2 separate regions of the Homo sapiens genome follow, and region 1 is linked to region 2. A link is a contact called in ENCODE Hi-C or POLR2A ChIA-PET data. All regions are on one chromosome and are shown on one strand. The core of a region is the stretch at or near the end of the contact, and the rest is flanking DNA. Distances in the headings are between cores, read along the strand shown. Region 1 overlaps KIAA1217. Region 2 overlaps KIAA1217.

What was found. Hi-C counts contacts between places; a loop is a spot of excess contacts on that map. ChIA-PET counts read pairs that join two places held with the same protein, here RNA polymerase II (POLR2A). Pooled maps may share reads with other maps.
Region 1: a loop to region 2 is called in a map of naive thymus-derived CD4-positive, alpha-beta T cell, with 18 times the contacts of the local background. The contact joins two enhancer-like sites. A Hi-C loop is called at or near these places in 14 of 168 maps with a recorded cell type or tissue (CD4-positive, alpha-beta memory T cell, Caco-2, GM11168 and 11 more), 9 of 37 single-sample maps with no recorded cell type and 13 of 50 pooled maps. POLR2A ChIA-PET finds 5 or more read pairs at or near these places in 3 of 52 experiments (BJ, HEK293 and MCF 10A).

The regions. Positions count from the first base shown.
Region 1 is chr10:24,415,891-24,419,298 of GRCh38, reverse strand. All of the region lies in intron 3 of KIAA1217, which reads right to left. Among named protein-coding and RNA genes, the nearest start is that of MIR603, 140 kb to the right of the region's middle. Within about 2 kb of position 2,043, at least 9 of the 41 ENCODE cell types and tissues checked have a DNase peak (open chromatin) inside an H3K27ac peak, as active enhancers do.
Region 2 is chr10:24,501,522-24,505,338 of GRCh38, reverse strand. It overlaps KIAA1217, which reads right to left. Exons shown (of 21, transcript NM_019590.5): 9 at 3,794-3,817. Among named protein-coding and RNA genes, the nearest start is that of ARHGAP21, 220 kb to the left of the region's middle. RefSeq lists an enhancer at 3,387-3,817. Within about 2 kb of position 1,478, at least 3 of the 41 ENCODE cell types and tissues checked have a DNase peak (open chromatin) inside an H3K27ac peak, as active enhancers do.

The DNA.
Region 1 (3,408 bases), core at 794-3,293, 87 kb after region 2:
CAGATCTGACTCAGGAGGCCAAATCTGGATGTAGTTATGGCCCTTAGCTTCTGATGAGTGGTTATAGAAAGCAAAGAGCAAAGGTCAGAAAGAATGAGATTTTCTTTCTTTTTTTTTTTTTTTTTTGGAGACGAGTCTTGCTCTGTTGCCACCCAGCCTGGAGAGCAGTGGTGTGATCACTGCAACCTCTGCCTCCTGGGTTCAAGCGATTCTCTTACCTCAGCTACCCGAGTAACTGGGATTACAGGCACTTGCCACCACACTCAGCTAATTTTTGTATTTTTAGTAGAGACAGGGTTTCACCATGTTGGCCAGGATGGTCTCAAACTCCTGACCTTAGGTAATCCGCCTGCCTCGGCCTCCCAAATTGCTGGGATTACAGGCGTGAGCCACCGCACCCAGCAGAGATTTTCTTAAAGATAAGAACAAAAATGTAAAAGTTAAATAATCATGGCCCCAGGAAAAAAAAAAAAGTTGGCCTTTTAGGGATATGCAACAGTTTCCAGTGCATGTTTTCAAACTATCAAAAAGACTCTGGGTGTAATTTCTTTTTAAAAAGGGTTACAAACACTGCCCCCTAGGAGATTTATACTTCCTGCATTTTCTTCAATTACAGTGATTAGCAGATTTAGGCGCAGAGATTATGGACTTTAGTGAGAAACTGCCTGAGTTAATCTAAAATTTTTCTTGTGTGCTAAAGTATTGGTATTTTACGTAGTGATAACCAGTAGTTATTACAGAGGAGTGAATATATCTTTAGAAAGTTTTCAGCATGAAGTGCTATTTTTTATGTAATTTGCGTGTAGATTTAAAAAGCATCAATGTGAAGTGTATAAATTTTATTGTTCAAGATTTATTTTCTACTATTGGGAAAAAATTATTCTTTTTGAAAAGGCACAACCTGTTTGGTCCTCAAGTTGGGGGAGAAAGATACTGGGGAAGTATCAACTTGATTAGCTTTTCCACTCTGGTAAACAAAAGTCGGGATCCCAGGAATTTCCAGGATAAACTACTTTCCAAGTGGAAAGGAAACAGTGTTGGCTGGGCGCAATGGCTCACACCAGTATTCCCAGCACTTTGGGAGGACAAGAAGGGAGGAGGATCGTTTGAAGCTAGGAGTTTAAGACCGGCCTGAATAATATGATGAGATGATCTCTACAAAAAATAAAAAAAAAGCAGCATTTTTTTTTTATTGGTGGTGGCAGATGCCTGTAGTCCCAGCTACTACGGAGGCTGAGGCAGGAGGACCCGGGAGCCCAGGAGATCAAGGCTGCAGTGAGCTATGATTGTACCACTGCACTCCAGCCTGGGTGACAGAGCAACACTCTGTCTCAGAAAAGAAAAAAGAAAAGAGGAGAGGAGATGACAGAAAACCATGGTGCTTGCTCCTTTATACTTTTATTCCACTTAAGTTATGTTAATAACCAAAAAAAAAAAAATCAAGCTATTCTTTGACAACAAATATAAACAAATGTTAGCAGATCTGTGGCTGTGGGATTCCATTTCACAGGACGGACACCCTAATTTTTCAAGCTCATTTTTAAAAACAGTAAATGTGGGATGCTTAGATTCCATAAAGCCTTATCCTTGGGTACCACTTCTTCCCACCTCTTCCTTTTCCTCACTCTCATTCGTAGACTTCACACCATGGTCTCCTTCCTCTCCACTGTGTCTCAATGGCCAGCCGTCCACGGGGGTTCCCTGTCCTAGCAATTCTAGTCCGCATCAGTCTATGCTCTCGTGGAAATCACCCCCTTTCTAGCAGCTCAGGGGAATATTTTAGGGAAACAATTCCCATCAGTCTGTGAATGATTGGTCTTTGCCACCCTCACACTTAGGCGTGCATTTATTCATGTGGCCCTCAAGCGTGAGTGCCTCAATCAAAAGGTAACACTGCTCACGGGCAGCTATGGAGAGAGACTTGGGAACACTCAAATTTCACGCCTTGCTTTTTTGTTCCCCAGATCTACTGAAGAAGGCAACAAAGTTGGAAATACGGCCAGCCAGGGAGGGTGAGGCAGGCTCTCAGCAGCTGTTCCTCTTCTGGGCAGATTTTTCTCAGCTTCTTCTTAGGTATCTGAGGGGGAGGCTCAGATTTTTTTCCCCAGAGGGTGGGGAGAAAGACTGTGTGGGCAGTTTGAGGAAATTCATATCACGCTGGCCTTCATCTTGGAGCTCTTAAAAAAAACAAAAGACTCGCTGTATCTCTTACGTGACCTGAAAACATAAAGGAACCTAATCCATCCATTGCCAGCTCTCATAGAAATGATCAGCTTCCCTAAATCCTTGTGACTGACTTGATGGAAGTACAGGGATTAGGGGTATAAGTCCTGAAGGAATAAGGGTCAAACTGTGGAATGGAGGAGGAGTCTGGGAAGGGAGTCCTTGTCCCGTAATCCTTGCCTGACATTGGTGTATGCACCCCTCACACTGAGGGGTGACCAAAGAATGCTGTTTGCAGGGCACATGGAGGGAACCTGCCCGTGTAGTTGAGGAAAATCACTCACGTGTGCCTGAGCCTCCTTGCAAAGCGGAAGGGAGCTGGAGGGAGGATGAAGAGGAGGGAAGATGGCTTGCTGCAGGCTGGGATGTGGGGGGGACCCTTCCTGATCACATGATCCAGCCCACAACTGTGAGGGCTCAGAGAAGTCTAAAATCAAATCTGGCATCCTCGGTCATCGTGAAGGTAAATTTGTCAAAGTATGAGGATAGAACACATTTTATCTAATAGTTTGTTAGCTTGATTTATACCTTTAAAAATATTTAGACATGGGCATATACAAGCCTCTGGATTCTTGCCCCAGGCAGGCTTGTGTGTGATGCAGAAAGACAAGGGGTGTTTCCCAAGCGTCAGCATCAAAGCCAGGAACAGAACCTTCTCTGCCTTTTGGCATTCAAGTTGTGCTGTCCACTCTATGAACAGGTTATTTTATTTTTATTTCTTAAGTAGTGCTATGGAGGTGGATACCTGAGTACCCTCTACTTCTGCAGGGATCTGATTATTTTTGGTTTTATGCTAGTAGCAAAAACTGAGTCACGCTGAGCTGCTTTTAGGGTATCCAAAGTTTATATATTGGGGAACAACTTTTGTTACCATTTACGCTCTAAAGTTTTCCTGTTACTGTTATGTAATAATTACGTCGTTATTTGTTCAGTCTCTGGTTCACTACTGAAAGCTTTCAATAGGCTTTCCTAGGGCTGTTAGAAAAGTTTCCTCCCTTGTAACAGGGTACAGCTGCCCTGGGGACACTCTCAGGCAAATCCAGCCTGACTGCAGCCTGAAGCCAGCAGCCAGCCGGATCATCCCTTCCTAGGCTAGTCCCTGGCTCTCTGCCCACTCCCCTCCCTGGGTCTCCCTGCTGTTCCCAGCACAGCTCCTCCCACGTCCTCAGGCCCACGCCACAGGGT
Region 2 (3,817 bases), core at 229-2,728:
CAGACCCAACCGTTATTTGGGAATGGGAATATCACACTATAAAGGTTCCATATAGCTCTCATACCAAATGTAGCTAGCAGAGAACATACTAGATTAGCCACTGGGAATGAGGTGCATTGTTTGAAGTCAAGGCTTTAAGTCATTGGTAATAGCTGGCTATCTCAACATTTCCAGGAGGTGTCTTCATGGACTAAGCATTCATATTACCTGTAGCCAAGAGGTAAAAACAGTAGTTTTTACCCTGGAATGTTCTAGAGTCACCAGTGCCTAGCCTCCAGTCCGTGCCAGTGAAGTCAGACTCTGGCCATCGTGCCTGAGCACTGGTATTTTTGCTAAGGGTTTCAAATAATTCTAATGAGTAGCCAGGATTGAGAACCACTCTTAGACCGATAACTCCTGTGAAATTGGAGAGCAGAAGATAACATGAACAAGCTTTTAGTGGTTTCCTTGATCTTCTGCTTAGGTTCCCCTTGTCCCATTGAAATCTACCCACCCCATTGTGTCTGCAACAAATTTCTATTCCTGAGAATAATCCATCAGTTTTGAAAATGAAATGCTCAAATAGGATATGCTCTACAGTCTAGGATTTTCCAATGATTTAATTATCTAATTACTGGAGCTGGCTGCCAAGCACAAATGGTTTTATTCAGTTTCACTATTTTATAACACAGTTCAAAGAATATTTGAATTTCTAATTCAATTTTTGTTCTTTTGAGACTAGTCTAGTGTTTCGTATATCTCTAATGATAGCTCCATTATTGGACTTAGAGCCACTGTGCGGCTGCAGTTCATTTTTGGTATATAATACCGCACATGTTGAAGGAGAATTGGTGCCGAGATAGCTTAATTATTCTAAGCTGTTTTTGTCTTAAGTAGACTCCCTCGATTGAAAAGACAGAAGTTTGATGGGGAGGAAAGCTGAATGGGACCCAGGGAATACAAATGCAGAGGTAGAAACAGTAACAGCCAGGTTAGGAAACACCATGCTTATTTTTCCCTGCGAGTCTGCGCTTTAGAACTGCCCAACTTCCCAGGCTCAAAAGCACATTTGCTCACTGTTCTTTATTCCCAGAAAGCCAGAAAAGTTGAGTAGTTCTGGAGCAATAAAGAAACTTGTGTGGTTAACACAGCATTCCTAGACCTTGACCAAAGACCTTCTTTGTTTAAGAAAACTGCTCTTTTTCACAAAGCTGCACAGTTCAAGGGTTGCAAGGCGAGACAAGTGTGAGAGATCCCTCCCAGCCGGCCAGAGGACCAAACTACGCCAGCCACTGATGGGGTGACGCTGTAGCTACAGACATCAAGAGAGCCTTGGTATCAAATTCACCTCTAACGCCTGTGAAATTCCCAGGGGAAGTGCGGCATTTATGCTAAAGCAATTCCATCCCTGTCCCCAAACCAACAAATGCTCACTTTTGAGAGCAGTTAGGTACTTCCATACAAATGATATGTATGTTTTTCTTAAAGGGCGCAATGAGGAGGTAACAATTTCGAAATGGCCAGCAGATGGTGCCAAAAGGCAGGAGCAGTGAAGGGAAGGGCTTGACCTCCAGGAGCCCCAGGTAAGAACGAACTTGGGAGCCGATAGGCCCCCTCTGAACTGCAATTGTGTCCTTTGGCCTGCAGAGTACTCAGTAATTAGTTTTCAATTACTTTCCAACATTTTTAAATGGCGGTAATTCATATAAAACCTGTGTCTCCAGATTTGCTTGAAATATTGAAACATCTAGAAACACTGGATACTTATTCTATCAGGTTAAGAGCCAGTTGGAACTGAGTGGCTACTATCCTTTAAAGGGGCCAATTTACTGTGGTCTCTCCTCCATTTCACTTGCTGTTACTGCCCGGACACTGAAGACATGTGACTTTGTCACCCCCTGACACAACCCAGCCCAACCCGTACACTTCATTTCATTGCAATGTGTCTTTAAAATTGCAAAGCGAGAGGAAGCTAATGCAAAGGATGGGGCCATCACAGACGATGAGATTCACTAGGAGATTTAAATGAATTTGCATCAGATGTTCAAGGTATCTGGGATGTTGCCTAAGAGACAGAGTAGCCTTTGGAGATCAGAGCCCTCACTCTTCTAGCAACCGTCATGATCCATGCTGGGGCCTTGGGGCAGGTCTCTCAAACCAGCTGCCTTTCTGTGTGTTTTCTGGTAGGCAGAGGGCAAGGGGAAATTGTTTTCTTAGCTTTCATTAGGTGGTTAAACAACTTAGGGCTTGTGCTGTCGCTGTGCTGAAGAAGCAGAACCGATTGGAAGCCTTTTTCCTATTAGAGGAAAGGGCTCAGGAGGTTGCATCCCCATGGCTGCTCCAGGATCCTGGATACATTTATCTTGTTTTTTTTGAGACATAGTCTTGGTCTATTGCCCAGGCTGGAGTGCAATGGTGCTATCCTGGCTCATGCAACCTCTGCCTTCCACATTCAAGTGATTCTCAAGTCTCAGCCTCCCTAGTAGCTGGGACTAGAGGCACACCCCACCATGCCTGGCTAATTTTTTTTCAGTATAAATGGGGTTTCACCACATTGGCCAGGCTGGTCTTGAAGTCCTGACCTCGTCATCCACCTGCCTCGTCCTCCCAAAGTGCTGGGATTACAGGCATGAGCCATGACACCTGGCCCTATCTTCTAGCACTATTTGGATTATGAGCTTCTGGAAGTCAGGGAGGATATCTGTATAGAGCCTAGGCCAGCACTGTATCCTCAACGACCAACCTACCAGCCAGGGCAGGGAGGTGGGAGAAGGTGCACAGAGCAAATATGTGGTCTCATGCAGAGATGCACATCTCTACCTCCTTATTACCCAGGAGACAGCTTATTCTGCTTTGGCAGATTTACGGGATTTGTTGACCAAGATTCGTGACCTGAAGGGTCACTTATCCTGATTCCCGTAGAGTTTATATATTCCTTAACAATGGAAAAGAGCAAGGAACGGATGGATCACAGTATCTGAATGAAATGCAGATGTTTTTCGTAACAAATCACCATGATGGCTTTTTTTCCTTATGAATTCATCTTCTATTCTAAACTCATAGTTCTAAATACATCACAGATCCTTGCAAAAAAAATGAAAAAAAAAAAAAAAAAAAAAGCTTGGCTGACTATCCACCTTTGTCCCCGTTCAGTGTGGAGGAGGATGGAGCCTCCAAGCTGTCAGAAGTCAGCCTTCACTGGCTGTCGGCATGCTCCCCGTGGCCCCTCTCCTTTCGGCTCTTCTCCAAAAACAAATGCCCTAGAGTCTCTTCCTGCGTAAAAGTACGCACAGCTTAAAGAAGTGGTTGTAGGCCAGACGCGGTGGCTCAAGACTGTAATCCCAGCACTTTGGGAGGCCGAGGCAGGTGGATCACGAGGTCAGGAGATCGAGACCATCCTGGCTAACACGGTGAAACCCCGTCTCTACTAAAACATAGAAAAAATTAGCCGGGCGTGGTGGCGGGCGCCTGTAGTTCCAGCTACTCGGGAGGCTGAGGCAGGAGAATGGCGTGAACCCGGGAGACGGAGCTTGCAGTGAGCCGAGATCGCGCCACTGCACTCCAGCCTGGGGGACAAAGCGAGACTACGTCTCAAAAAAAAAAAAAAAAAAAAAAAAAAAAAAAAAAAAAGAAGTGGTTATAGATTGACTATAGTTGCAGTGGAAGGCTCTAGACTTGGATTGTGTGTGTGAGAGAGGAAGCCATGCTGTTTCTATGGTTCTACATTCTCTAGGTCTTCACGGAGCCCCTAGGAAAAGGAAGGTAGGAAGAGCTCAGGGCAACCGAGACAGAGGCCGCCGTGCATGAGGAATACCTGGAGCTGCCGCATCTGCTGGAG